Linked DNA regions of Homo sapiens: region 1 is linked to region 2. A link is a contact called in ENCODE Hi-C data. All regions are on one chromosome and are shown on one strand. Each heading gives the region's core, a stretch centred on a gene start or an enhancer-like site at or near the end of the contact. The rest is flanking DNA. Distances are from core to core; before and after follow the strand shown. Region 1 holds the start of PJVK (pejvakin). Region 2 holds the start of DCAF17 (DDB1 and CUL4 associated factor 17).

What was found. Hi-C counts contacts between places; a loop is a spot of excess contacts on that map. Pooled maps may share reads with other maps.
Region 1: a loop to region 2 is called in a pooled map, with 16 times the contacts of the local background. The contact joins the promoter of PJVK here to the promoter of DCAF17 in region 2. A Hi-C loop is called at or near these places in 4 of 50 pooled maps.

Annotation. Positions count from the first base shown.
Region 1 is chr2:178,450,024-178,452,791 of GRCh38, reverse strand. PJVK (pejvakin) reads right to left here and starts at 1,414. Exons shown (of 7, transcript NM_001042702.5): 1 at 1,023-1,414. It overlaps PRKRA (protein activator of interferon induced protein kinase EIF2AK2), which reads left to right and starts at 1,617. Exons shown (of 8, transcript NM_003690.5): 1 at 1,617-1,826; 2 at 2,381-2,550. The coding sequence starts at 1,762. RefSeq lists a silencer at 1,345-2,124 and an enhancer at 1,887-2,461.
Region 2 is chr2:171,432,969-171,435,948 of GRCh38, reverse strand. It overlaps DCAF17 (DDB1 and CUL4 associated factor 17), which reads right to left and starts at 1,723. Exons shown (of 14, transcript NM_025000.4): 1 at 1,246-1,723; 2 at 763-866. The coding sequence starts at 1,371. It overlaps METTL8 (methyltransferase 8, tRNA N3-cytidine), which reads left to right and starts at 1,959. Exons shown (of 10, transcript NM_001321154.2): 1 at 1,959-2,066. RefSeq lists enhancers at 897-1,456, 2,276-2,345, 2,018-2,578, 2,556-2,725 and a silencer at 1,056-1,965.

The sequences.
Region 1 (2,768 bases), core at 165-2,664, 7.0 Mb before region 2:
CTTTATTTAAAAAATAAAGCCACATTACATATAAGTAACTATATAAACTATTACCTAGTGGTTTCTTACTCTGAAGTTGGGCACACAGACTCTCTCTCTTTGAAATGGAGTCCTGCTGCATCTTTTTGTTTCATTATTATCCCAGCTACTTAACCTTTAACAAGAGCTATATAAAGTTCTGGCCTGTTTTTAAGTAATTTTGTGGCAAAAAATGAATTTTACCTGAGTGCTGAAATGTTTTGCCATAGGTGTTATGCGGAGTTCATATATTGTGAAATACTGACTATGTAGCCCTTCCAATAAGATATCCATTAAAACAGTGATGGATAGTAATCTATATACATACATATATAGACGGAGAGGAAGAGAGAATAGGCTCTAATTAAAGCATCAGATGATATAATTTGATTAGATTCTGAACATCTTTCACTTGTTTCAAGCATCCAGGGCTTACATGCTAACAAAACAACAAATCGCTTTTTTTTTTTTTTTTTTTTTTGAGAGGGAGTCTGACTCTGTCGCCCAGGCTGGAGTGCAGTGGCGCGATCTCGGCTCACTGCAACATTTGCCTCCCGGGTTCAAGCGATTCTCCTGCTTTAGCCTCCCGAGTAGCTGGGATTACAGGCGCATGCCACCACGCCCGGCTAATTTTTGTATTTTTAGTAGAGACAGGGTTTCACCATGTTGGCCAGGCTGGTCTCGAACTGCTTACTTCAGGCGATCCGCCAGCCTCGGCCTCCTAAAGTGCTGGGATTACAGGCGTGAGCCACCGCGCCCGCCCATAAATCACTTTTAATAATATCCTTTCGTACGAATAGCATTGTGCAAGCAATCTTCCATAACACCGAGTAAGCACAGGGGAGCATTTCTGCTAGTGCCTAGCAAGCCCCTGGAGAAGCGACACGTCATCTAATGGCCCACCAAAGGTGCTGCATCCCAGGCAAACGCCATTACAACCGACTACCCAGGTCCCCGGAAAGGCCTTCGTTTACTCCTAACGTGTTTTGCTGGGATGCACTGACCCAGCGTTCCATCTCGCGACGAAAGCCCAGAAGACAAAGGAGCCCGCCCGGCGGGAGAGGAGCGGGTGTTTGGACGTCCCCGCGTGTTCCTAAACACAGGGCTCGGGGACCCGAAGAGCGCACCGCAGCCCCCTGGAGCGTATATATCCGGGGTCTCAAGCTTCAGGACCAGGCCCGGGAGACTCCCTGGAATTCTGCCTTCGTAATTTTAGAATCTTTTTCTTAAAGTGACCCAGCCCCCAATCCGTCCTCCCCACAAAGGCTTAACTTTAGGCCTCAACGACCCTAGACCCACGCCGGACAATCCCTCTAATCCCTCTCTCCCGGCAAGAAACGGCCTCCTGCTAAGGACAAAGAACTGCGGCCTAGGGGCCAGTTACTACAGGCTGGTCAGGGCCGGCAGGGGCGGGCGCGGAGAACCCCCGGGAGCCCAATGCCTGTGCCCACGCGGGAGCGGGGCGGAGCCGGGCGGGAAGGGGGCGGACCCTGGAAGGGACAGGGGCGGAGTTGGGCCGGGACGGAGGCCCGCAGAGGAGCAGCGAGGGGGCGTAGCCGGAGCTACGGCACCAAGGCTCCGCCCCCACCCTGCCTGCCCCCTCGCTGGAGCAACGCAAGCAGGAGGCGGGGGAGTCGGAGGAGGTGGCGGCGCTGGAGCTCCTCCCGGGGACCAGCGACCCGGGGAGCGAGCACGTCGCTCCGCACCGCTCTTCCTCCAGCCGCTGAGCCGTCCCTTCTCGCCATGTCCCAGAGCAGGCACCGCGCCGAGGCCCCGCCGCTGGAGCGCGAGGACAGTGGGACCTTCAGGTCAGCGTGCGGGCAGTCAGGGCCCCAGGGCCGGGAGCGTTGGGCGGCAGGGCCGGGGCGCGGGGAGCCGGCCCTCCAGAGGCATTCTGGGTAAAGCCGTGCCCGGCGCCCACGCCTCCGCGGCTGTGGGTGCTCGGCCCCGCCCTCTCGGCGGCGAGGGTTGGGGTCTGCGGCCGGGCCCCGCCCCTCTCGTGGTCCCTGGCGGCGCGCGGGGCGGGCGGAGGTGACGCTCGGTCGGCGCGCCCGGGAAGGGATCGTCAGGTTTTCCCTGAGAGGCTGCGGCGCTGCTGCCAGCCCTGTTCTGTTGAGAATCTCTCCTACCCGCATTCAAGTGCTCTCTCTAAAGACCTCGCTCACCCCGCCTGCTCCTGCGGAGTGACTGCCGCAGCGGGGCCGGAAGACAGGTGCGCCCCAGCCTCGCCAGCTCTGGCCCTGGCCTCCGGGGAACTCGGCGCCTCCCTCGTCACCGTCGGTGGCGGTTAAAACTGGCCTCTACGCTTCTGCTTCAATCTCCAATTTGGCATGCAAAGCACACCTTTTTGTGGTTTTTGCAGTTTGGGGAAGATGATAACAGCTAAGCCAGGGAAAACACCGATTCAGGTATTACACGAATACGGCATGAAGACCAAGAACATCCCAGTTTATGAATGTGAAAGATCTGATGTGCAAATACACGTGCCCACTTTCACCTTCAGAGTAACCGTTGGTGACATAACCTGCACAGGTCTGTATACACAGTTAACCTGGATGACCGAGTGGGTTGGCAGTCAATACTTGGTGTTGCTTTTCAGTTCGGAAAAGTTCTCTTTTTGCCAGACAGCTGTGAGGAACAGGCTCTGAAACTGAGACCTCTCATCTCAGGTCGTTAGGGCTTTTCAGCTGCATCTGATTCTCTTCCTAATTTTCTCTTCCCCACATACCAAGGAAGCTTAGAAACTAAAA
Region 2 (2,980 bases), core at 474-2,973:
GTGATGAAAATGCTCTAAAATTAACTGTGGTAGTGATTACATGTATCTGTGAATGCATTAAATATTATTGAACTGTACACTTTAAATGGGTAAATATATGGTATGTGAATTATATCCTAATAAAGCCTATAAAAAAAGCTCATTTTTTTAAAAATGCAAACTGATGTATGTTTAGAATATGCTTTAAAAGAGGTCATGCAAAAGGAAAAGTGGGTTAGATAAAGCAAATGTGGCAAATCTTGATAGTTTTTGAATCTGGGTAATGAGTATATGGGGATGCATTGTGGCTTTCCTTCCCCCCTCATGTTGGACAGTTGTGGATGAGGCTGACTGTTAAACATTTTGGATCTCTAAATACTAGGCTTTTGTTTGAAAAAATTTCTCTAAAAAAAAAAAAAAAAGGCAAGTACTTCCAAAACACAATCCATCAATTCTCCAAAGCAGCATCTAATTATTTGATTGGCAACTGGATTTCTTGACTGTGGTATAAGTAGACTAAACACTAAACAGTACTCTGAACAATCTGTGGTTTTGCCTGCACTGTAGTTTTGCTTTAAGTTGGTATTTACAAAAATGACACCTGCAACTTTAGATTTAACAAGATTTTAAAATTACATGCATTTTTTACTGCCTAGTCTTATTTCGGACCCATTTTTTTCATTCTATTTCACTAGGCACTAATGTAGGCATGTGGTTCTATACAAATTATAGTTAAGATCAACAGTGAGGTGAATTACAGCAAAATTATCAATAAAAAGTTACCTGCTGACACAGCGCCGATAATTGTCAAAATATATTCTTCCTCTCTCATAGGCTATAGGTGACCTGGAATGAGTTGTCCAGACATTCTTAAATTTAGTACTTTCCTAAAAGACATAAAGAATTTCCGTTCAGGAAAGAACTCTTAGGCTTTAAGTTAGATTTTAAATTTTCAAAGCAACATAATGTCACCTATATTATTTTAAAACTTTTTGCATCCTTCCTCCACTCTGCCCTCATGTTTTGGCTTAATGAGGTGACCAACTTTTAGAATAATTGTTTCCAGGTAAGACATAAGAAGCGTAAAACTAAAAGCAGCTGGTGGCCCTATTACCACCTATCCCAGATTCCGGGCTTGTATCCTCCTCCCCATCACATGTGACCCTATAAAGGGAGGCCCCAGCGCGTTAAAACCGCATCCCCGCAGGAGGCTCGGCCGCCGCGCGCCCGCGGCCCTCCGTCCCGCCCCGGCCGGCTGGCGGTCACCTGGCACACCAGCGCCCGCAGGATGCCCAGGTTGGTCCTCTGCACCACGCCTGCGTCGCGCGAGAAGCAGCCCAGCGCCCGGCGACTCAGCCGGCTGCACACGTTGGGCTTCCGGGTCGGGCCCATGGAGGCGCGGGCCGGGCCCTGGGTAGGCTGGGCCGCCGAGTGGCGCGCCCCACACTCCCGTGCTGGGCAGCCGCCGCTGCCTTCGAATTTCGAGGCCCAGACTTTCCCGGCGGGGCCCAGGGAAAGCTGACACGGGGAGGCGGGCAGGGAGCACCCGACGGCGGGGCGAGGGAAAGCAGAGCCGCTTGCACCGCCAGAGCGCGGAGAGAAGGGAAGAAGCACTCCCTTTTCGATCTGCCCCAGGCTCTCTGGCCGCTGACAGTGCGACGCTCCGGTACCGCGCGGCCGGCCGGAGCCGCTCTCTCACCGGGAAATGTAGTTCCTAGTGCCTCGTGAGGCAGCCCGGCTTCTCCCAGGAACTACAATTCCCGTCAGGCGGCGGGGAGCGAGGGCTTGCCCGGCCCTGCCTCTGCCTGCCGCGGCCCCGCCTCCTCCGGCCCGCGGAGGCTGCGCTGTCTTGCGGGCGCGCTTCTCTGTGCTGCGAGTGGCTAGCTGGGCAGAGCCCTGGGGGCGCGGTGCTGCCGCCTCCAGGTCTCCGCCCCGTGTGTGCGCCCTGCACTTAGGGATCCCTCCCTCACTGCCCCGGTACTCACAAGCTTCTCGGCCCCGACCTTCGCCCTGGGAGGTTCTGGCCAGGTGCCGGGAGGGGCGCTGTGTCGAGGGCGATCCCCCCAAAGCAGCGTCCCGTGCTAAAGGTACGCCCCGCGGCTTTCCCTTCAGCCGCATGTTGGCTGAGGGGGACGGTAAACTGTGCTTTTGTATTAGGAAGATGCTGGCTTCCCATTCACTCTTAGTTTCACCCTCCAAACTGGGATTGAGTTACTCTTTCCCGGAGGCTTGTCCTTGGGTGGCCTGCGGGGACACTGACTGGTTTTGCGATAATTGCTTCATTTCATTTCCTCTCGCCTCCATTCTTTTTTCTTTATAGGGAATAAAATATGAAATGCTTACATTCTTATTGGACGGCCTAAGATATTCCTCGTCGATGTCTCTAAGTAAAAGATATACTTTGTTAACTAGCCCTGCCTGTATGTTCAAAGTTCCCAGCACACTAAACTTTCAGCAAGCTTGCACCACATGTGTCCCACCGCCATGCTCTAAGTCCCTTAAGGGTGGGGCCGCTGTATCTCCCACGTGGACTTGGGCATGCTACCTCTTGTTCATAGGTGCTCAAAGAAAGCCAGCGATCGCACCTGACTGGCAGAGCAAAAAGTACAGTACAGCAGGTCCTTGAATCGCATTTTTTCGTTCAGTGTCATTTTGTATAACTTGATGAGAAAAAATAATAATTTCCTACCGGGGCTACTGTTTGTGTGGATCTTGCCCCTTCTCCCCACGTCTGCATGGGTTTTCACCAGGTACCCCAGGGTACTGCCTCCCACATCTCAGTGCAGGCTGGATGAATTGGCCTTGTCTGTGTTTCCTGTCTGAGTGTGAGTGTGAGTGCTCCCTGCGATGGAATGTCGTCGTGTCCAAGGGTTGGTTCCCACCTTGCACCCTGAGCTGAGGGGATAGGCTTCAGCCACCCTCGACCCTGAACTGGAATAATTAGGTAAATAACTATCTTACTTGTTTTTATTAATCTTCCTTAAATGTATGTATAGCTCCC